Regions from separate parts of the Homo sapiens genome. Here all the other regions are linked to region 3. Evidence: chromatin loops called from intact Hi-C (ENCODE). Cell type or tissue: dorsolateral prefrontal cortex. All regions are shown on one strand. Each heading gives the region's core, and the rest is flanking DNA. Links, peaks and the distances in the headings are about the cores only. Region 1 has its middle 7.8 kb from the start of RAD18. Region 2 overlaps SRGAP3 (SLIT-ROBO Rho GTPase activating protein 3). Region 3 has its middle 54 kb from the start of SRGAP3-AS4.

The links. A loop is a pair of places that touch in the nucleus more often than their neighbours do. Peaks named below come from ENCODE experiments on the same cell type or tissue, not always from the same donor. Only the 100,000 strongest peaks of a DNase experiment are listed, where the experiment ranks them.
Region 1: a loop joins it to region 3, with 8 times the contacts of the local background. A loop is called at or near these places in 107 of 110 quality-filtered maps.
Region 2: a loop joins it to region 3, with 5 times the contacts of the local background. A loop is called at or near these places in 106 of 110 quality-filtered maps.

The regions. Positions count from the first base shown.
Region 1 is chr3:8,967,766-8,974,725 of GRCh38, reverse strand. No RefSeq gene overlaps it. Among named protein-coding and RNA genes, the nearest start is that of RAD18, 7.8 kb to the right of the region's middle. RefSeq lists a silencer at 3,427-3,721. In dorsolateral prefrontal cortex, for the core only: CTCF peaks have their summits at 3,365 and 3,564 (motif pointing left); a DNase peak (open chromatin) is centred at 3,535; H3K4me3 peaks cover 439 bases.
Region 2 is chr3:8,984,517-8,991,476 of GRCh38, reverse strand. SRGAP3 (SLIT-ROBO Rho GTPase activating protein 3) reads left to right here. Exons shown (of 22, transcript NM_014850.4): 21 at 638-965; 22 at 5,545-6,960. The coding sequence ends at 5,958. Among named protein-coding and RNA genes, the nearest start is that of RAD18, 25 kb to the right of the region's middle. RefSeq lists enhancers at 3,432-3,932, 3,933-4,433. In dorsolateral prefrontal cortex, for the core only: CTCF peaks have their summits at 3,158 and 3,357; a DNase peak (open chromatin) is centred at 3,356; H3K27ac peaks cover 1,014 bases.
Region 3 is chr3:9,300,091-9,307,050 of GRCh38, reverse strand. It overlaps a transcript of SRGAP3 not described here. Among named protein-coding and RNA genes, the nearest start is that of SRGAP3-AS4, 54 kb to the right of the region's middle. RefSeq lists a silencer at 4,191-4,300. In dorsolateral prefrontal cortex, for the core only: CTCF peaks have their summits at 4,092 and 4,292 (motif pointing right); a DNase peak (open chromatin) is centred at 4,310; H3K4me3 peaks cover 732 bases; H3K27ac peaks cover 535 bases.

The DNA of each region.
Region 1 (6,960 bases), core at 2,113-4,612, 330 kb after region 3:
GTGTTATTCTGGGATGCAGCTTTGAACCAAGCAGACCAAGATCCCAATGGAGCTTATGGCCAAATGCTGGCGACAGATAATGACAACCACAAAGCCAGAAACACCCAGGGCATGGGGAGGAAGAATACTAGAATCTGCTTTAGACTGAGAGGTTGGGCCGGCCTCTCTGAGGAGGGGAGTTTAAACTGGGAAAAGCCTGAGAAGGAGACCACCATGCCAAGGGGTGACCAGGCAGGCACATGAAGAGAAAGAGATTGGCACAGGAGGAGAATGGAGAAGGCCATGTGGCTGGAGCTGAGGGGGTGAGAGATGTGAGAACAGCTGTCGAGAAGAACACAGGCAGGGCCTTTTGCGCCATGGTATCCATTTTGAAGTTATTCTAAGAACAATGAGAAGCCCTTGGAAGGTTGCAATAGGGGCATTACTTGATTCTACTTATTATTGTTAAAAAATTAATGGCTGGGTGTGGTGGCTCATGCCTGTAATCCCAGCACTTTGGGAGACCAAGCCGGGAGGATCTCTTGAGGCCAGGAGTTTGAGACCAGCCTGGGCAACAGAATGAGATCTTATCTCTACTAAAAAAATAAAAATAAAAAATTAGCTAGGTGTGGTAGTGCACGCCTGTAGTCCCAGCTACTTAAGAGGCAGAGGCAAGAAGATCACTTGAGCCCAGGAATTTAAGGCTGCCGTGAGCCAGTATTGTGCCACTGCCCTCCAGCCTGGGTGACAGAATGAGACATTGTCTAATAATAATAATAATAGTAATAATTCATCATCTCTGGCTCTGGACCACAGCCACTTTTTAACAACGGAGGGCTTGCATGATAATTGAGGATTAAAGTGCTGCAGGGGCCACGATGCTATGTCATGAATCCCAGATTACAGTGAACCTGCTTCTCTTTATCTGAGGGCCGATGCAAGAGGAAGAGTATTATTATTATTATTATCATTATTATTATTTTTCGAGATGAAGTCTTGCTTTGTCACCCAGGCTAGAGTGCAGTGGCGCAGTCTTGGCTCACTGCAACCTCTGCCTCCCGGGCTCAAGCAATTCTTCTGTCCCAGCCTCCCAAGTAGCTGGGATTACAGGCGACCATCCCCGTGCCTGGCTAATTGTTTGTATTTTTAATAGAGATGAGTTTTCACCATGTTGGCCAGGCTGGTCCCGAACTCCTGACCTCAAGTGATCTACCCGCCTCGGCCTCCCAAAGTGCTGGGATTACAGGTGTGAGCCACCGGGCCTGGCCAGGAGGAAGTATTATTATTAGTGTTTCGGAGCCTTGAGTGCCCCCATTCAGTGATGTTTCCGGACTTCCAGCTCTGCTTCCCTTCTCCATCCAGACATCCACACATGGTCCGTCTGACCCACTGAGAGATTGATTCAAATTCCTCCTAACATGGAGATCAATGGCCCCTGCATGTCACAGAGCTGCAGACTTCCCTTCCCGGGCAACTCAGAGTCCAGTCATCCGTGGAACAAGATTTTCCTTCTTCATTTGCCAGTTATTGTAACTGGACATAAACTAGTGCTTAGAGGTCTTTAATCTTCTGATAAATAGCATGACCCTTTTTGCTTTATACCATGCTGTCGAGAAATGTATTAAGGACTTGGTTGGTTACCAGTGACAACAACCCAACTTAGCCTGGTTTGTATCACAAGGCATGCTTTTTGCCCCCATCTGTATGAAAAGTCCAGAGATAAAAATGGATTTAAGCAGGCTGGGCCCAAGTATTCCAAGGATGTCAACAGGATTGGGTCTCTCCACTTCTCAGCCCTGCGTTCCTTCACACTGTACTCTCAGGCTGATTCTTCTCAAGTGATGGCAAAGATGGCCCAAAGCAGTTCTAGACTTGCGTCCTAGCATTTAGCTACCCCAGTAGAAAAAACTGTCTCTCTTTCCCAGTGAATGAGTCAGAGTCCCAGGATTGCCTCTGATTGGCCTAGCTTGAGTCACATGCTTACCATGAACCAATCACTCAGTGGAGGGTGGGTCTTACTGTCATTGACCAGATCTGGCTACTTGCCCAGTCTTGAGCTAGATTTGGGATTAGCCTTGCCTGACCACATGGTTGAGAGTAGATTAAGGGCTGTTTCCCAAAATGAATAGATGAGTTCTATTATTGGAAGGATGATGCTGGGGCCAGGTGTGGTGGCTCAATCCTGTAATCCCAGCACTTTGGGAGGTAGGGAGGGAGGTTCACTTGAGGGTAGGAGTTTGAGACCAACCTGGGTAACATAGTGAGACTCTGTCACTACAGACACACACACACACACACACACACACACACACACACACACACACACACACACACAATGAGGCAGGCATGGTGGCGTGAGCCTGTAATTCCTGCTACTTGGGAGGCTGAGGTAGGAGGATCTCACTTGAGCCCAGGAGTTTGAGGCTGCAGTGAGCTGTGATCACACCACTGCCCTCTAGTCTGGGCAACAGAGTGCGATCCTGCCTCTTGAAAGAAAGAACAAAGATGCTGAGCAGGCAAAGCCCAGAGAGCTTATCAAGAGCTCCAGTCTCCAGAGGACACTCTTGAGAAACACATTCATAGCATGGACATTCTCGCATCCCTTCCCCAGGTCCACAGGCCCCTGTCGACTGCAGGATCACACCCCTGTCTCCAGGTAAATGCTTTGTCTTTCCACAGCACCCATCCCCAAAAAGGAGTACAGCCACCCTGGTGGATATGAATGAGGACTCCAAGGCTAGGCTGCCTGGGTTTAAATCCCAGCTTCCCTCCTTTCTCACTGAAAGACCTCGGGAAAGTGAACACTTCAGTTCTCATTTCTAAAGTAGGGACAGTAACAGCCCTGCCTTGTAGGCTTGCTGTTGGGACAGCATCTGACACAGAGAAACCCCCAATAAATGTAGCTGCTATAGTTGTGATCTTGCCTTTTGGAGAGTCTTGATTCCAGTGCCCCAGTCCCAAAGCTGCATTCACCATTTTCTCCATATAGACAGGTAAATATGTTCATCTTGAGCACTTACTATGTGCTAGGCACTGTTTTAAGCAATTTTTCATAGACAGTCTCATTCTCTTGCAACAGACAGCTATAAGATATAAACTATTATTAGTCCTGTGAGGTTCAGAGAGGTAAAGTAATTTTCCCAAGATCACAGTAGTAAGTGGTAAACCCCAATGCATGCAGATCAACTCACACAACATGAGTGGCCAGCTACCTCCATTCCCCACATTAATTTCTTTGTTTCCAACATGTCTGGCCAAGGTCTCCATTTCCAGTGATGCCAAACACAGAGATACCTGTGTTTCTGGTAGACCCAGCAGGACAGAGGTTCCTGGTCACCATCCCTTCCTTGGCCTCCAGATACAGACATAATATATGTGGCTGCAGGATCCCAGATCGGGTGAATTCGACATTTTGTCCCCTATAGGCCCAGCACAGGCCCCTGCACATAGTGCTTACTAAATGATGGGTTAGAAGAAAAGATGAGAAGTAAATAAATTACGCATGAGTGGGATGATCGCCTATCTGCATTTCCCTCTCAAAGCGCGAGCCCACATCCAGCCTGATACTCTGCTGCCCTCATGTGGTCATTTGTAAGATGGCAGGCAGGGTAAGCAGCCTCTAATTTTTGTTATCAAAATTTTCAGATTTACAGAATGCAGAGAATAGCACAGTTAACCCATTATGTCTATCATCTAGTTTTAAAAATTATTCACATTTTTATGAGTTTGCTTTACCTCTGTTTTTGAATTTCAAAAAAATCGCTAACACCATGACATTTTACCCTGAAACATATCAGTATATGTCTCTAAAAATGACATTTTCCTGCATAATGATGACAATCTCATGATCACACTGAATAAAACTAATGACAATTTCTCAATAACATGTTACCTAATCCATATTCCATTTTCCTTGATTGTTCCAAAAATGTCATTTAAAAGTTGCTTTGTTCAAATCAGCATCCCGTCTAATGAGTATTGTCTCTTAATTTTTCTAGAGTATGCCCCGTCATGACTGGCTGAGCTTGTTTTCTGGTGAAATGCCCCACAACCAGCATTTGCCTGACTGCTTCCTTGAGTTGTCAGTTCACTGGTTGCTGTCCTCCCCTGTATGTTTTTTTATTTTATTCTATTTATTTTTTTGAGATAGGGTGTCATTCCATCGCCCAGGCTGGAGTGCAGTGGTGCAATCACGGCTCAATGCAACCTTGCCTTTCTGGACTTAGATGATTTTCCCACCTCAGCCTCCTGAGTAGCCAGGACTACAGGTGTGCACCACCATCCCTGATTAATTTTTTGTATTTTTTTTTTTTCTTTTGGTAGAGACTGGGGTGGGGGCTGAATCTCACTACGTTGCCCAGGCTGGTCTCAAACTCCTGGGATCATACTTGGCCTTCCAAAGTGCTGAGATTACAGGCGTGAGCCACCCTGCCTGATCCTACTCTGTATGTCTTTTAAATGGCAAGTTGGATCTACACCTTTGATTAGATTCAGTTTCACCATTTTTGGAGAGTACACTTCCTAGGTGACGTGCACTTCATATTACATCACATCAGGAGGTACCCACTGCTTGGTGCCCACTTTTAGGATCAAAAAACTTGATGAATAAGTTCAGGTGGGTTCATCCTCATCTTTCTCTGTGAGTAACAAGTGAACTTGTTGGCCTGATAATTTGGGGACCTGATACATATCCAGTTCCCCAAGAACCACTCTCAGAACTGTTTTATCACCCATTGGTGATCATTGCTTGAAACAATAATATTTCATTAGAATCTGCAAAATGGTGAGTTTCTAATTTTATCATTTCCTCTATATGTTTTAGCTACTAATTGAATACTTATCCACAAGAGCTAGTATTTCTCTAAACATAGCTTATTCTGAAAAGGAGGAATAAATGCTTAATTCTTTTCTATTATTCATCAACTTTCAGAGTAAGAAGCTGATACAATGACAACCCCCAGTGGCAGTAAATGAAGGCTTTCCTTTGTTTTGCTGAGATTAATTATAACTTTCTCGATGTAAAAATATCCAGTGCATTTCAATCCATTGCAATTGATGTTCTTTTTATTGCTTAAGTGCGTAGAAGCAAGTTCAAGCTGCCTCTTACATCCACTAGTTTTCAACTTCTTTACTGGGGGCACAATAAGATGTTCTAGGCTCATCTTGTACCTGCCCTGCCCCAGACCTAAAACCAAACATTTCTCCAAGAAACACTGTTTCCTTTTAGTGGGGATGGTATTTAGAGACCACACTCCACACACGGCAAGTGGGAGAGCTGAGATTTGGACCCAGGCAGTCTGACTTCAGAGTTGGCGCTCTTAACCTTTGTACCCTCTGGTCAACATATTTATTAGTGATGATAACAGTAATAATTACAACTGTAACTCCCACTGCCATACGCAGCCGTTCACCATGTGACAGGTGCTCTGCTAGGTGATTTCCAGCCTTTTTAAAAGAGCTAATCCTTATAACAGCCCTCTAAGTCAGTCATTATTATTTCAATCTTACAGAAGAGGAAAATAAGGCTCAGAGAAATGAGTGTCTTATCCGAGACCAGATGGTAAGTGACAGAGCATGGATTCAGATTTCTGTCTGTGTGACTCTACATCATGTTCCCTTCGTTGCTGTAAACTATATCAATTGGTGACAATTCTGTCTCCTTTCAACGGTTCTTTGCTTGGCTCCCTGAGCCCTGGCACTCCTATGTCCCAGGGCCCCAGGCTCAGGCATGTGTTTGGTGTCTTTCTGGGTAACTCACCCAGAGAACATTTGTTGGGTCCCCGCTACATTTGTGGGGTCTATCCAGGTCACTCACAGCTGTGCTAGGGCACAGAGGAGTTGGGAAGAGAAAGGCTGGTTCTGTCTCCTCCAGGAACCCATGGTTTAGTGAGGGAGACTAAACAGTTGCTATTAGTGTGTTTGTGCTATAACATGAGGTGTAACCTGCTTTCACTCTCCCAGAGGAGCAGTCAGCTCTCCTCTGGGGCTCTGGGAAACCAAATAAGCTTTAACAACCAAAAAAGTAGGGCGTCCAGATGCCATGACAGATGGTGGGAGAGATTTTCTGGTACAGGACTCAGCCACACACCTTTCAAATGGTTGCAGGTTGGTGGCTGCCTCTTTGTAAGGAAGAATGGCTAGGAGCCTATGGAGGCAGGAGGAGTTGCACGGGCCAGCCCCTGGCACCCGTAATCGGAATTATGCACCAGAATGGAAGCAGAGCAGAGACAGGCACAGGGGTCTAACAGAGCAGGAGAGGATGCTGGGAGTTGGCTATGGGAAAGATGAAGGACCAGCAGGACTGGGGCTCCAGCCACTCTGTATCTGGGGGCTCCTGAGCCAGGCTCCGGGCAAGTGGAAGACTCCTGTACAGGGTCACCATGGTTTTTAATCATTGCATCAGTAAACCATTGCTGTGGAACAACCCATGCCCACAGTTAGAGGCTTAAGAGAATAAACATTTATTATTTGCCATGATCCCGTGGGTATGTTGAGCAGTTTTCTGGTCAGGGCTGGCTGAGCTGATCTCTGCAGTAAGCAGGTGCTTTGGCTGGGGCTGGATAGTCTAGGATGACCTCACTTATGTATTGTAGGTGGTTTGATGTTGGCTGGGGTGGCAAGGTAACTTGGCTGTCTGTCTCTGATCACCCAGGAGGATCACAAGCTGGGGCTTATTCACATGGTGGCTATTAGTGCACAAGCCTCTGCTTGGGTCACCTTTGTTAATGTCCTGTTGGCCAAAGCAAATCACAAGATCAACCCCAGATTCAAGGAGTGGAGCCACAGACCCACCTGTTGCTGGAAGGAGTCCCATGGAAACAAAGTGTGGATAGGCAGGGGAAAAATTTATAAGCATTTTTGCAACCTGCTTACTTGCAGGCGCCCATTCCCTCTTTTTCTGTATGTCACACCCTGTTGTTCATTTGGGGCATCACTCCCACTCCCAAACTCACACTTAGATAATCTGAGGCACAGCGATTG
Region 2 (6,960 bases), core at 1,968-4,467, 310 kb after region 3:
GCCTCCCTGAAGTGGGAAAGGTACCAAATGCACAAAAGGGCTGTCCAGCCATGCAGTGTTTACTCTTGAATGACTAGTTTTCCAAGATCCAAAAAAGCCTCGCAGAAGGAGCCCTCTTCTGGGGAGATTGGGGGTTGGGTGGCAACGTTAGAGTGTCTTCAGTTCCCAGGGGACCCCAACTGTGCTTGCAGGGTGCTGGTAACTTTGGTACAGTCAAGCCTCAAAGCTTCAGACCAATTAGAAGCCCCTCAGAATCATGGAAAAGTCTGAACTGCTTCAGAGGGTATCATGAGCCCAACTAACCATCACCAAAGCGTTTCCAGGGTTGGAATCCTGTAGGCCTTGACTTAGCATGTAGACCAGATGCATTTTGCGGTTGGCGGCACAGCTGTCTGTGGCCTGGAAGCACCGTGCTCCAAATGCTTTCATGTTTACAGATTAGACCTCCCCCTGCTGCTGAGCTGTGTGCTGAGCCAGCTCTTTCATTATGGAATTGTAGGGTCTGGCTGAATGAGGCTTTACTGTACCCGCTCCTTAGACTAGCGTGTAGTGTGTGGCATGGGGTTGACTCACCCATTCTGAGACTTGCCAGGCTTGACCTCTGCCCCATGCCCCTCGCCCCCTGGCTCCTTTGCAGAGTGCGGTTACGATCTGATGGAGCAGCCATCCCCAGACGCCGAAGCGGGGGCGACACACACAGCCCGCCCCGGGGCCTGGGCCCCAGCATAGACACACCACCCCGGGCTGCTGCCTGCCCCAGCAGCCCCCACAAAATCCCCCTCACCCGGGGGAGGATCGAGAGCCCTGAGAAGCGGAGGATGGCGACGTTCGGGAGCGCTGGCAGCATCAACTACCCTGACAAGAAGGCGCTCTCCGAAGGGCACTCGATGAGGTCGACCTGCGGTTCCACCAGGCACAGCAGCCTAGGGGACCACAAGTCCCTGGAGGCCGAGGCCCTGGCAGAAGTAAGGGCCAGCGGGAAGGCAGGCTGGGCAGCCAAAAGCCCCAGAGGGCAGCGGGTGGGAATCCGTGGAGCGGGGAGCCACCTTGGCCTTTATGCCAGGCTCATGGCTAAGCCAGAGAACAGGAGAGTGAGTGGCCTCCCCGTCCCTTGCTGGGCTTCCCGTGGGAGTGGAGACTGGTTGGGAGCAGCCACTGCTAGGGTTCCGATAGAGGCTGAACACCCCCAGTGTCCAGGGCTGGAGAGGGCATTGGCCAGATTATGGGGCTGGGGTAATGGCAGGTCACTACACAAAATGATACGATTCAGTTTTTGACTCATTCATTCACTCATTCATTCATTTCTCTCTTCATTCATCAATTCATTCACTGGCAAATATTGATTGAGCATCTATCATGTGGCCGTCACCATGCTAGCCACCAACAGTAAAATGGAGATCTAAAATGGACTCAGGCCCTGCCCACATGGAGCTTACAGTTTAGAGAAGAAAGAGACATCAACAAACACACACACACAGTTGTGAAATAGTTGTTTGGTTGGGTGCCTTTAAGGAATGGTCCAAAGTATTTTGAGAGCCTAAAATGTGAGGATTGCACCTAGGCAGGGAGAGACTTCTCTGGAGAGGACTTGACCTGAGACCCAAAGGGTGGGCAGAGCTAAATAGCCGAAGCTGCAAGAGAAGAATGTTCCAGGTTCTTCTCAAGTGCTTAGAGGGTTGGCTTTTGTTTGTTTGTTTTGTATTTGGATGAAAAATCTATATGATTTTTACATTTGCCAAATGAATAGAACTGTGATTTGTTTAACAGTTTGCATAGCCGGTTTCATGGGTTTTTTGACAGTTCTATCATATTTTGAGAAGTTTCCATTTTTTTTGTCTCTGGAATTTGGTGTGGGGGCCCATTATGTACCCTCTCCCTAGTGTTCTCTCCCACATAAGGTAACAGAGACAATCAGAACCTTCTGGTCTGTGAGAATTTTACTGTGGAGAGTAGCCTTTGAATCGCTGTTCAAAAGGAGAAGGAAGAAGGGCAGGGAGTCATGAGCTGTGTTCTAGAGGAGGCCAGGCAGGGTTCCCAGGGAATACACAACACAGAAACAGCTCACCTAGCAATGAGTACTCCTGTTCACACCAGCAGGCTCTAGTTTGGCCCCATGCCCATTCCCAGGGGTCCCTGAAGATCAGTGCCTTCCGAGGAGGCATGCCAGCTGCTGGTCCCCCCCATACTTGAGGAAACATCACCCTAGCACCCACCATCATCTGGAAACTCTACCAGTCTAGAAAGTTCTACCAGTTATGATAGAGGATGGCCTGAGGCCTGCCCCAGGGCCCTTTACATTTATAAAGAATCAAATGCAGTCTAGAAAACTGTTTCTAAAAGTAGCTCTCACAGCAGATTAGTCCCACAGGATGCTAGGGAGTGGGTAGGGAATACATGTTCTGTGGTCAGCAAGGTTTGGGGAATGCTGCTCTGACAAAGTTGAGTGGCTTCTCTGTAAGACTTATAAAACCTTTAAAGCAGGCACCCCCAGCCCCCGGGCCATGGATGGATCTGTGGCCTGTTAGGAACCAGGCTGCACAGTAGGAGGTGAGCAGCGGGAGCCAGCATTATTGCGTGAGCTCTGCCTCCTGTCAGATCAGCGGGGGCATTAGATCTTCACAGGCCGTGAACCCTGTTGTGAACTGCGCATGTGAGGGATCTAGGTAGTGCTCTCCTGAGGAGAATCTAATGCCTGATCTGAAGTGGAGCAGTTTCATCCGAAAGCATCCTCCTGACCCCCCATCTGTGGAAAAATTGTCTTCCACGTAAACGGTCCCTGGTGCCAAAAAGGTTGGGGACTGCTGCTTTAAAAGATGTGCACTGTGAATCTCCAAGAAAGAAAACAGGGCATGCCCCATATCCCAGACTTCTGTGACCTTTATTCATGGAGCGTTTTGCACGACCTGCCCCTGGAATGCACTTGGGGCCTGCTGCATGTGTTCTCAGTTTGCAGATGGATCTGCACCCTGTCTAGTTTGACAGCTGCCATCCAAGACCCCCTTTCACTAACAGAGGTCAAATAGGGAATTGTAGTAAATGATATGTAAGTAACCCACTGCCACTGGAGAGTTTCCAGCCTCAGCATTGGCTCTGATGAGCCCTTGACTTTGCAGGCTGCAAAGGGGAGTGGCAGCTGAAGAACCCCAGGTAGTAGGCCGAGTGACCCAAATTTCTTTGGTCTCAAAATGTCCCTTAGGATTTAGATGTGAACCCACTTAAAGAGGCTGTTTGGGGAACTTGCAACATGACCATCCAAAGTGGGAAGATCGAATTGGGGAGGAGATGAAAAGCAATCACGGTCCCCACTCTGTCTCCCAGGGCCTCTCTGCCGCTCAGCTCTGGAGACTCACAGCGCCACCTCTCGGACTAATGCAAGGCTGCAGCCTAAACAACTCAGCTGATCTTTCTCTGAACTTCCTGTCTTTCTGCTTACTCTGCTGGGGTAGAGTGGTGGGGCGGGTGGGGATGGTGGTAGAGGGGCAGTAATTACATTTTATGTGTTAAAGTTTCACCATGCAGCTCATGCTGGACTAGAGCAAATAGAGAGTAGTGAGGTCAATAGGGGGCTTCCTTCAAGCGGAGTGGTTGATGATAGGGCGGCTCGGCTCCAGGAAAGCCGGCTGTGTCACTGCAGGGCTGGCACATGGCAGAGATGGGGAGAGGTCTGCCTTCCCTCCCTTCCTGCAGAAAATTGCCCCCACAGCGCCTCCTTTTGGATAAGGCACAAAACACCCTTTCTTAAAGTTGCCGGTGTTCTGGGGCAACGGATGAAACATCCTGGAGAAGCGTACAAGCTAATATTAGCCATTAGCCAGACATCCATAGTCCCCTAACAAAAAGGACAGGCTGTGACAATGCGGGGAGCAAGAGCTCTGGGCCCTGACCCCAGCCAGATTGAAGCCTGCCATGTGGCCTAGGGCAGGCAGGAAGCCACCTGCAGACAGGGGAGGGAGAGAATGTAAAAGACCAGGGTGCAGAAAGGGGCCGGCCCCAGCATCTCCAGGCTCCAACCCCACCATCTGTTTCACCAGACTCATACTTTTTATTTATTTTTTTTAGGATTTGCAATAAAGCAAGCCTGTCTTAATAGTCATCATTCCTCCATGAGGTTATGCACGGCACCTACCAGTGGTGGCTTAGGCAGTATCCCTCATGGTGCCCTCGATGGCCAAGCCAGCTGGGCTGTGGCTCAGCTGAGCCTGAGCAGGTCCTCTCATGTCTGTCGGATGCGGAGGCATCCCAGTCAACAGTCATGGGAACCCATGGGGCTCTTGGGCTAGAAGGATTTTGAAAACCACCACCTGGCAGTTTACAAAGCTTCATCACATCCATTATCTCACCCCATATTCACAGTAAATGTCTGGGATTGTAATAGATGAACAAAATATGGTGCAGAGTGATTGAGATTTGCTCAGGGTCACACGGCCAGCAACTGGCCACAGATTCTTTTTACTCAAAAGTCCGGGGCCCTGTGGCCTGTCCCAGGGCTCTTGGGTTAAATGCTGCCTTCCAGCTACAGCACCACCTTGGGCATGAGGGGACGGGAGCTGAGGGAAGCTGCCCTGTGGCATGGTGAGCCCGGGCTGCCCTGGGTGGCAGGGGGCTCGCTCTCTCTGAGTCCTTCAGAGTGCTCAATCAGAGTGCTCTCCTCCTGATGAGCTCTCAGATATTATAACATCCTCGGGAATTATGTAGGCAGAAGAAGATTTTTCTGGCCTGTTAAAATTTCCACTTTTTAAAAAAATTTTCTGATTATAATACAGAGAAGAGAGTAGCAGTCCCTCTATTCTGGGATGTGCGCTGTGAACATTCTGATACATAATCTCCAAGAAATTTTTCTGTGAGCAAGGATTTTTAAAAAAATACTGAACTGACTGGGTTCAGACTTGGGCTATGCTGCTAATTAGCTGTGTGACCTTGGGCAAGTTACTTAACCAGTCTGAGCTTCAGTTTCCTCCTGTGTGACATGAGCATAAAGGTAGTTCCTACCTTAGAAGTGTGAGGATTAAATGAATTATTAGGGGGCAGGGTTTGGATTGGTGCTCAGTGTTAGCTATTATTGCTATTGCTATTGTCATTCGTATTTTTGAGTGCTTACTCTGTGCCAGGGGTCAGGCCAGGCTCTTCACAGGGACTGTATCATTTAATGCACTCATCAACTCCCTGAGGTCCATATTATAATTATCTGCCATTTACAAATGAGGATTCTGGGGGCTCAGAGGGATGAGGGAACTTGCATAAGGTCACATAGCAAGGAAGTGGCAGAGCCAGGATTTGAATCCGTGTCTGTCTGACTCCAGAGCCTGCCCTCTTTATCAGTAGTCTGACCTGCCCTTATGAAATCTATTTCCTGTGCAAGGCAGCATGCAGGGGATATCCACATTGGTTCTCCCATGTGGTTATAAGACATCCTGAGGACTTAATCTCCATCCCTGCCGCGAGGCTTCTGGGGAACCTGCCTACGAAGGGAAGCTGCTTAGCAGACAGGAAGGACCTGACTCCAGGTCTCCAGACTGTGCTGACCCCAGCTCCCTCTGTCCCCAGGACATCGAGAAGACCATGAGCACGGCTCTGCACGAGTTGCGGGAACTCGAGAGGCAGAACACGGTCAAGCAGGCGCCAGATGTGGTGCTGGACACCCTGGAGCCCCTGAAGAACCCGCCAGGCCCCGTCAGCTCGGAGCCCGCCAGTCCCCTTCACACCATCGTCATCCGCGACCCCGATGCCGCCATGCGCCGCAGCAGCAGCTCCTCCACCGAGATGATGACCACCTTCAAGCCAGCCCTGTCCGCCCGCCTGGCTGGCGCCCAGCTCCGCCCGCCCCCCATGCGGCCCGTGCGGCCGGTGGTCCAGCACCGGTCCAGCAGCAGCAGCAGCTCGGGCGTGGGCAGCCCGGCCGTGACGCCCACCGAGAAGATGTTCCCCAACAGCTCAGCGGACAAGTCGGGCACCATGTGACCTGCAGGATGGGCCGCGCCGCCGTGGCCCGCTGTGGCTCACCACGGCCCAGGGTGGCCTTGGTGGCTTCCACGTGCTTCCCAGTGACCCTGGCCTTGGAGGGCAGAGGTCCGTCTGGGAGGGTGTGTCTGTGCAGAGCTGAGGCCCGGGCGCTGGCTGCAGCTCACGTCCAGCCATGGGAATCCCACGGACCTCTCGCGTGTCAACAGACGACCAGAGGAGTGCTGGAGCTCCAGCAGCCCCAACCACAGCATTCCCTAACATGGAGGCAAAATACCACATGGCTTCTCCCGCATATCGTCACTGGAAACTTCCTCTCTCGACATTCTCTCTACATACGTATATGTGTGTGTATATCGATGTGTGCATATATACACATGTATACGTATGTACGTGTCTGTAGGTGTGTGTATATATATATATATTTATGCATCTATATACATATACTAGATCTGGACACACGCATACTAAGTGTATATAGTATCTCCTTTTTCTTTTTATGAAACTTAGATTTACCTCAGATCCATGCCACCAAACATCTCCCACCGAGTTATTTGGTGGGATTTGCAGGGACTTTTCTGGGAGAACTTAAAGGCCCATAGTAACTGCGAATGAAGCAATATACCACTAACCTGCAGAAAAACACAAACAAAAACAGACTCCCACTGTCTCCAGAAGTCGTGGCCTTCCAGAACAGTCTGCCCCTCAAGGAAGGGTGGGGCAGGCAGTACCCCCAAGCAGGCTGCTCCCAGAGGTGGGGAACCCTTCATAGGAAATCCCCACCCCCGTCCACCCCAGAGACCCTGCCCTTCCACCCGGAGGCCAAAGGCCAACTGTACTCCCAAAGGCATGGGAGAAGGTTGGCGAGAAGACCCCTGACTACCACATCCTTGTGTTTGTGTGTAGAGACGGGGGATAGTGAGAACCTAAGCCCCATCGTAGCACAGTATTACATGTGGTTGGGAAAAATAAAAATACAGTGGTGTGGAATACTCCAAAACC
Region 3 (6,960 bases), core at 2,940-5,439:
CAGTAAGCCATGATTGCACCACTGTACTTCAGCCTGGGTAACAGAGCAAGACCCTATCTCAAAAAAGAAAAAAAAGTCATACAAGTGTGTAAAGAGCCGTGTATAATGATTACACATAAATATTTGAAAAACAAACATCTCGCTTATGAACGTATTTGAAAAACAAACATCTCTCTTAAGTCTCTAAGTTAAAAAAATACTTTATAGAATGACATGTATAATAGGTTGTCATTTTTGTGACTTTTTTTTGTGGCAGCCAGGAGATTGTGCTGCTCAGGTCAGGTTTAAGAGAGGACCTCCTCCTCAGAAATAGCACCACACATCTACAACCATCTGATCTTTGACAAACCTGACAAAAACAAGAAATGGGGAAGGGATTTCCTATTTAATAAATGGTGCTGGGAAAACTGGCTAGCCATAGGTAGAAAGCTGAAACTGGATCCCTTCCTTAACACCTTATACAAAAATTAATTCAAGATGGATTAAAGACTTAAATGTTATACCTAAAACCATAAAAACCCTAGAAGAAAACCTAGGCAATACCATTCAGGACATAGGCATGGGCAAGGACTTCAATGACTAAAACACCAAAAGCAAGGGCAACAAAAGCCAAAATAGACAAATGGGATCTAATTAAACTAAAGAGCTTCTGCATGGCAAAAGAAAGTACCATCAGAGTGAACAGGCAACCTACAGAATGGGAGAAAATTTTTGCAATCTACCCATCTGACAAAGGGCTAATATCCAGAGTCTACAAAGAACTTAAACAAATTTACAGAAAAAAATCAAACAACCCCATCAAAAAGTGGGCAAAGGATATGAACAGACGCTTCTCAAAAGAAGACATTTATGCAGCCAAAAAACACATGAAAAAATGCTCGTCATCACTGGTCATCAGAGAAATGCAGATCAAAACCACAATGAGATGCCATCTCACGCCATTTGGAATGGAGATCATTAAAAATTCAAGAAACAACAGATGATGGAGAGGATGTGGAGAAGAAATAGGAACACTTTTACATTGTTGGTGGGAGTGTAAATTAGTTCAACCATTGTGGAAGACAGTGTGGTGATTCCTCAAGGATCTAGAACTGGAAATACCATTTGACTTAGCAAACCCATTGCTGGGTATATACCCAAAGGATTATAAATCATGCCACTATAAAGACACATGCACACGTATGTTTATTGCGGCACTATTCACAATAGCAAAGACTTGGAACCAGCCCAAATGTCTATCAATGATAGACTGGATTAAGGAAATGTGGCACATATACACCATGGAATACTATGCAGCCCTAAAAACGGATGAGTTCATGTCCTTTGCAGGGACATGGATGAAACTGGAAACCATCATTCTCAGCAAACTATCACAAGGACAGAAAACCAAACACTGCATGTTCTCACTTATAGGTGGGAATTGAACAATGAGAACACCTGGACACAGGGTGGGGAACATCACACACTGGGGCCTGTCGGGGGGTGGGAGACTGGGGGACGGATAGCATTAGGAGAAATATCTAATGTAAATGACAAGTTGATGGGTGCAGCAAACCAACATGGCACATGTATACCTATGTACCAAACCTGCACATTGTGCACATGTACCCTAGAACTTAAAGTATAATAAAAAAATAAAAATAAAAAACAGCAACAAAAAAAATCTAAAAAAAAAAAAAAAAAAAAAGAGAGGACCTCCTGTGAGGGCTGTGGGTAGCTTCAGCCCCTCCCTGTTACACCGCAGCGTTCGCGTGGAGGTCACACTCTTCTTGAGCTGCCCTCACCAGTGACTGAGCACCAGGAGGACACTACAGTCCCGAAGCCTGAGGCTCTTCCTGCCCAATCCTTCCTCCCCTTCTCTCTTCTTTGGTGGCAGACCTGCAGCAGGGTCTGAGACTTTCTGGGCCTGCTCCTATTCCCTCACTCCTTTATCCTTCTTAGATGTTTCTTCCAATTAGTCTTTTGTATGTCTAATTTTGTCTTAGCGTCAGCTTCCTGGAAGGCCCAACCTGACATTTCTTTGTTCTCAGGACCCTGACATAATGGAGATGGAACAACCTCTGAAGGTTGTTGTGAGGATTAAATGAGGTATTGTTGAGAAAGGCTTAGCAGAAGGCCAGCACAGAGGAGGAGCTTAGTGATATTATTCCCCAGGTGAGCAGGTGGAGAATGGTATCTGTCAGATGTCAGTTTCATTAGCTGTTGCAACCCAGTGGACTGTCCCTGAATACCTGTCCCCTGGGAGTTTCTTCAGGAATAAGGGACTCAAAATTGGAAATGGGAAGCCCTGGGAAGATGCATCCCAGGCCCTCAGGGAGTGAGCATACGACCTCTGGAAGAAACTCCTGGTTTTGGGGAGGTCCTAGTGCGGAGGGGGAGAAGCCCAAATGGGAGGCTTTGAGCTTTATCCCTCACTGACAACAGCACCGGCCACTCGCTGTAGCTTGGAGGAGAGAGCCAAGGGCAGCAGAACATGGTGAACCTGGGCGTCAGAGTAAAATCCCAGCTCTGCCATTTACTACCTACCCACCAGGGCTGCTGTTAGATTTAAGATGCTAAAGATAGAATGCTGAGCACAGAGTGAATGTCTAAGACCTACTAGTTCCACTCCCCTCCCCGATACCATTTTCATTCTACCGTTCTTGTAACTACTCTGGGTTTGAGAATTATGGCAGGAGACTGTGCTAAGGAGCCAAAGTCTAATCTCTGGATTGCTGAGAATAAAAGGAAGGTCTGGGGAAAGAAAGGAGGGAGGGCAAGTGGGCATGAAGAAGAACAGAGCTTTCATTAGGCAAGTGTTTATGGGCAACCCCCACGTGCCAGGCTCTCTGCTGGGTGTTGGGTTATGCAGGTGATTAGGACACAGGCACTGTTCTTAAGGAGCTCAGGTGCTGAAGGGGAAGTTACTGTTGTGGACTAACTGGTCTGTAAGTCGTACATGGGGTCCCGTACCACAGGCAGGCACAGAGCTTGGCAGCAGTGCGACCCTGGACAGAATTGTTTGTGAAACGTCTCCCCTTCCAGACGAAGTTATTATAGCTCTTGTGATTTTGTGTGGTGCCTAGATTTCCCCCGTTGTACACTCAGTTCAGGAGTACTTACTCAAGTCTCACTCAAGGGCATGGGGACCCCAAACACCTTGTTCATGTGCACCCCAGGGCCCAGCACACTGTAGGCAGATGTGTGTTGACTGAGTGGTCTTCAGTTTCCTTATTTTAAGATGAAGATAATGTTGATCTTAACAGGCTGTTGTGTGGATTAAATGAAGTAATGTTTATCAAGTGTAAATCGCCTTCCAAATGTTATTATTGTAGACTTTTCAAATTGGTGCAGTCTCTTGTGGATTAAGCCAGTGACTTGAGCAGTCATTCTATACCTTCCTCATGGCTATTTTGAAGATTAAATAAATTAATATAAATAAAATGCTTAGAACAAGGCTTATCACATCACAAACACTCAAAAAGTGTTAGCTAAATCAACAAGGATAAAATTTCAGGTATGCAAGATGATTAAGTTTTAGAGATCTCTATATAGGTGTAGTATATAGTTAATACTGCTGTATTGTGTACTGGAAAATCCATTAAGAGGGTAGGTCTTATGTTAAGTGTTCTTTTTTTTTTTTTTTTGAGATGGAGTCTCACTCTGTCGCCCAGGCTGGAGTGCAGTGGTGCGATCTCAGCTTGCTGCAACCTCCACCTCCCGGGTTCAAGCAATTCTCCTGCTTCAGCCTCCTCAGTAGCTGGGACTACAGGCATGCGCCACCATGCCCAGCTAATTTGCGTACTTTTAGTAGAGATGGGGTTTTACCATGTTGGCCAGGCTGGTCTTGAACTCCTGGCCTCAAGTAATCTGCCCGCCTAGGCCTCCCAAAGTGCTGGGATTACAGACATGAGCCACCGCGCCTGGCACGTGTTCTTGCCACAATTAAAAACAAACAAACAAACAAACAAACAAATGTAAAGGAAAAAATATAAGTAAGAAAAAATCGAGGCAGTGTTACAGCTTGTCAGAGTGCTCAGAACAAATGCTGTATAACTTCTAGAATTTATCATCTACATTGGTTTATAACCATTTACTATTTCAAAAGTGGTGACAAAAGGTGGTGGTGGGAGATATTAGGTACTTTAAGTATTATCTTCGTTGCCATTCTTCGGTGTCATTTTACCCATTCGAATTCTGAGGTTCAGAGAACTGAAGCCCCTTGCTCGGATTGCAGAGCCTCTCCCCCTTGTACCCGGGAGACTGTTCCTAGTGGCTGTTCTGGGACATTCTCAGAGCGGTTCGCCAGGTGGCGCTCTTCCCCCGGGATAGGATCCGGCCAAGACCCACCCCGCGGCAGACGCTAGCCCTTCCTCACTGCAAGAACCTGGCGTTCTACAGCCAGCAGGGGTTTTGAGCGTGTCTAAGCTCTCATTTTAGAGGGAGAGAAATAAAGCTCTGCGAGAGTATGTCCCTGGGCTCAGAGCCACCCACAGGCTCCAGGTGGTGCTGGGGCGGAGTCCCAGTTTATCCAGTGACGAATCCCATTTGCCTCTTACCTCCCTGCGGCATCCTGACCTAGCTCCCCACGCCCACCTGAGCCCCTTCCTTGCAGACACCATGTCATGCCTGGCTGCAGCTGGGCAGAGCGAAGTGCTTCTCTGCCGAGCTGTCGCAAAGCTCCACTATCTAGGAGTAGAGCGAGTGTTTGGGAGCAGGGCAAGCGTTTAGGCAGGCTGGGGAGGGGTGAGGGGGATACCCAGGGACGCACCCTCCCGTTTCTCATTCGTCTCTAGCTGCAGTCAGAAGCAGTGTATGCACTGCTAAGGCCAGGGCCCCTGGAGTCAAACTGCCTTCGCGGAAACCCTTGGCCTCCCCTTACCCAGCAGTGGGCCCTGGGGGCTCACTAAGTTTCCCATCTCTAAAATGGGAATAGTAATACTTACCTCATTGGGTCACCGTGGGGACTCGGTGAACGTACATAAGGCACTGAGGACGGTTGTAAGCACATGATAAGCACAATAAAAATGTTAGCTCTCGGCAAGACGACTCACCAGCACCCTACCTGGATAGAAGAGTTTAGGTGAGAATTTCAGGATGATTCATCATACTCCTCGCCTATTCACTCACCCCACAATATCCTTTCAGAGTAACAACTGCCGTTTATTGGCAGTTATGCCAGGCAGTATGCGAAACCTGTGATTTCCATGATCTCAATTAATCCGCAGATCAACCCTGTGAAGTAGGTACTATTATTGTTCCTCTCTCATGGTTGAGGCTTACACAAGATTAAGTCATTTATCCCAGGTCACGCAGTTAATGACAGAAGTGCGTCCCACGCTCATTCCTGTCTGGTGCCAAAGATGAAGCTTTTTACTACTACTCAATATTCTACCTCCTCTTGAAGCCAGTTAAAAACAACAAACACAGCCCCTCAACAAACACAGGCTCCCAAAGGAGCCACAGGCATCAGCCGTGCTCACTGTAATTCTACAGGACCCACCCCTTACAGAAACCATGGTCTGTAGAGTGAGATTTCTTTCTGCTCTTACGTGGCACAAAAGAGAGAATTTTACAGATGTCTCCCTGCTCCCCTGCAAAGTGCTTTGACTGACACAGAGGCCTCTACACATTAAAGCTAAGTTAGCCATGGAGCCTTTAAGGGCCACCTTCCCCTCTTCCTGTTTCTTCTGAACCTCAAGGCCACCCATCTGGGCAGGCGGGGGACCTGCATCTCAGGCATGTGCGTTAACTTAACTTCTGGGCCATCCCGGATGTAATGCAAGGGCTCAGTGACTCAGGCCAGTCTATCTGGGATTTGTCCTCTCTTGGCATGTGAGAGTCTGTGCAGCATTGACATCTTTTGGCCATGAATGAAACAACAGGAACCAACCTACAAATGCAGAATCCCAGAAAGTCAGGGCCGGAAGAGGCTGTAGGAAGTTAAAAAACGAAACTTCACCAAGGGAAGGGTCTTGATGAGGATCACATTGAGAGGAAGGAAGGTGACCAGATTTAAGCCCTTTTTTAACTTCCATACCTTCCTGGTACCCTCTGCTCCCAGAGGTGCTGAGCTGGGAGGGGTGGGAGTGGGCAGCCAGGTTGCTAAGCTTGTGCATTCAGTCAGGTGTCTCTTTCTTCCCCTCCCCAGCATGTGATTATCCTCTAAAACAAGACTTCTCAACCTCAGCATAGCCCAGACATTTAGGGTTGGATCATTCCTTGTTGTGGCAGCGGTCCTGTGCATTGTCTGATGCTGAGCACAATATTTGTCCACTACCCACCACCCACTGGTTTCCAGTAACACTTCCTTCTCCCACTCTGTTGCATGACAACCAAAAATGTCTTCAAACATCATGAAATATCTCCTGGGGGACAAAATTTCTCCCCTCTCTCCCTTCTGTTGAGAACCACTACTCCAAAAGCAGACTCCTTCCTCCTTCCCTTCCTGGAACACATCTTAAGAGCTTGGTATATGCCATGCTTTGCTGGCTCATGAATCAAGCCCTGGCTCTGTCCTTAAACAATTCAGAGTCTAGCTGAGGAGACAAGGCCCACACAGGTGGCAAAGATGGGAAGCCTCTCCACAGAGACAAGGGCGAGGTGCCCAAAGGAGCACAGGGGCAGATGCCTCACTGTCTGGGGAGATGTGAGGAAGCGTCACAGAAGGACAGATGGCAATTTCTCAGGCAGGCAAGGTGGGTAAAGGACATTCCAGGCAGAAGAAATGGAATGTACAAAGGTAAAGAGTTGTGAAGTGTGAAGTTTTGGGGAAAAATATTTTAGTATGACTGTACTCCAGAGTGCACATGAGGAGAGATTAAGGAAAGGGGCTGGAGAGTCAGGCAGCACAAGTTGATGATAGTGTTGTTGGTGGTGGTGATGATGGTGGTGATGATGAAGATGATGATGGTGGTGGTGACGATGGTGGCTAACACATATAGAGCACTTAGCGTATGCCAGACATTGTTCCAAGTATTT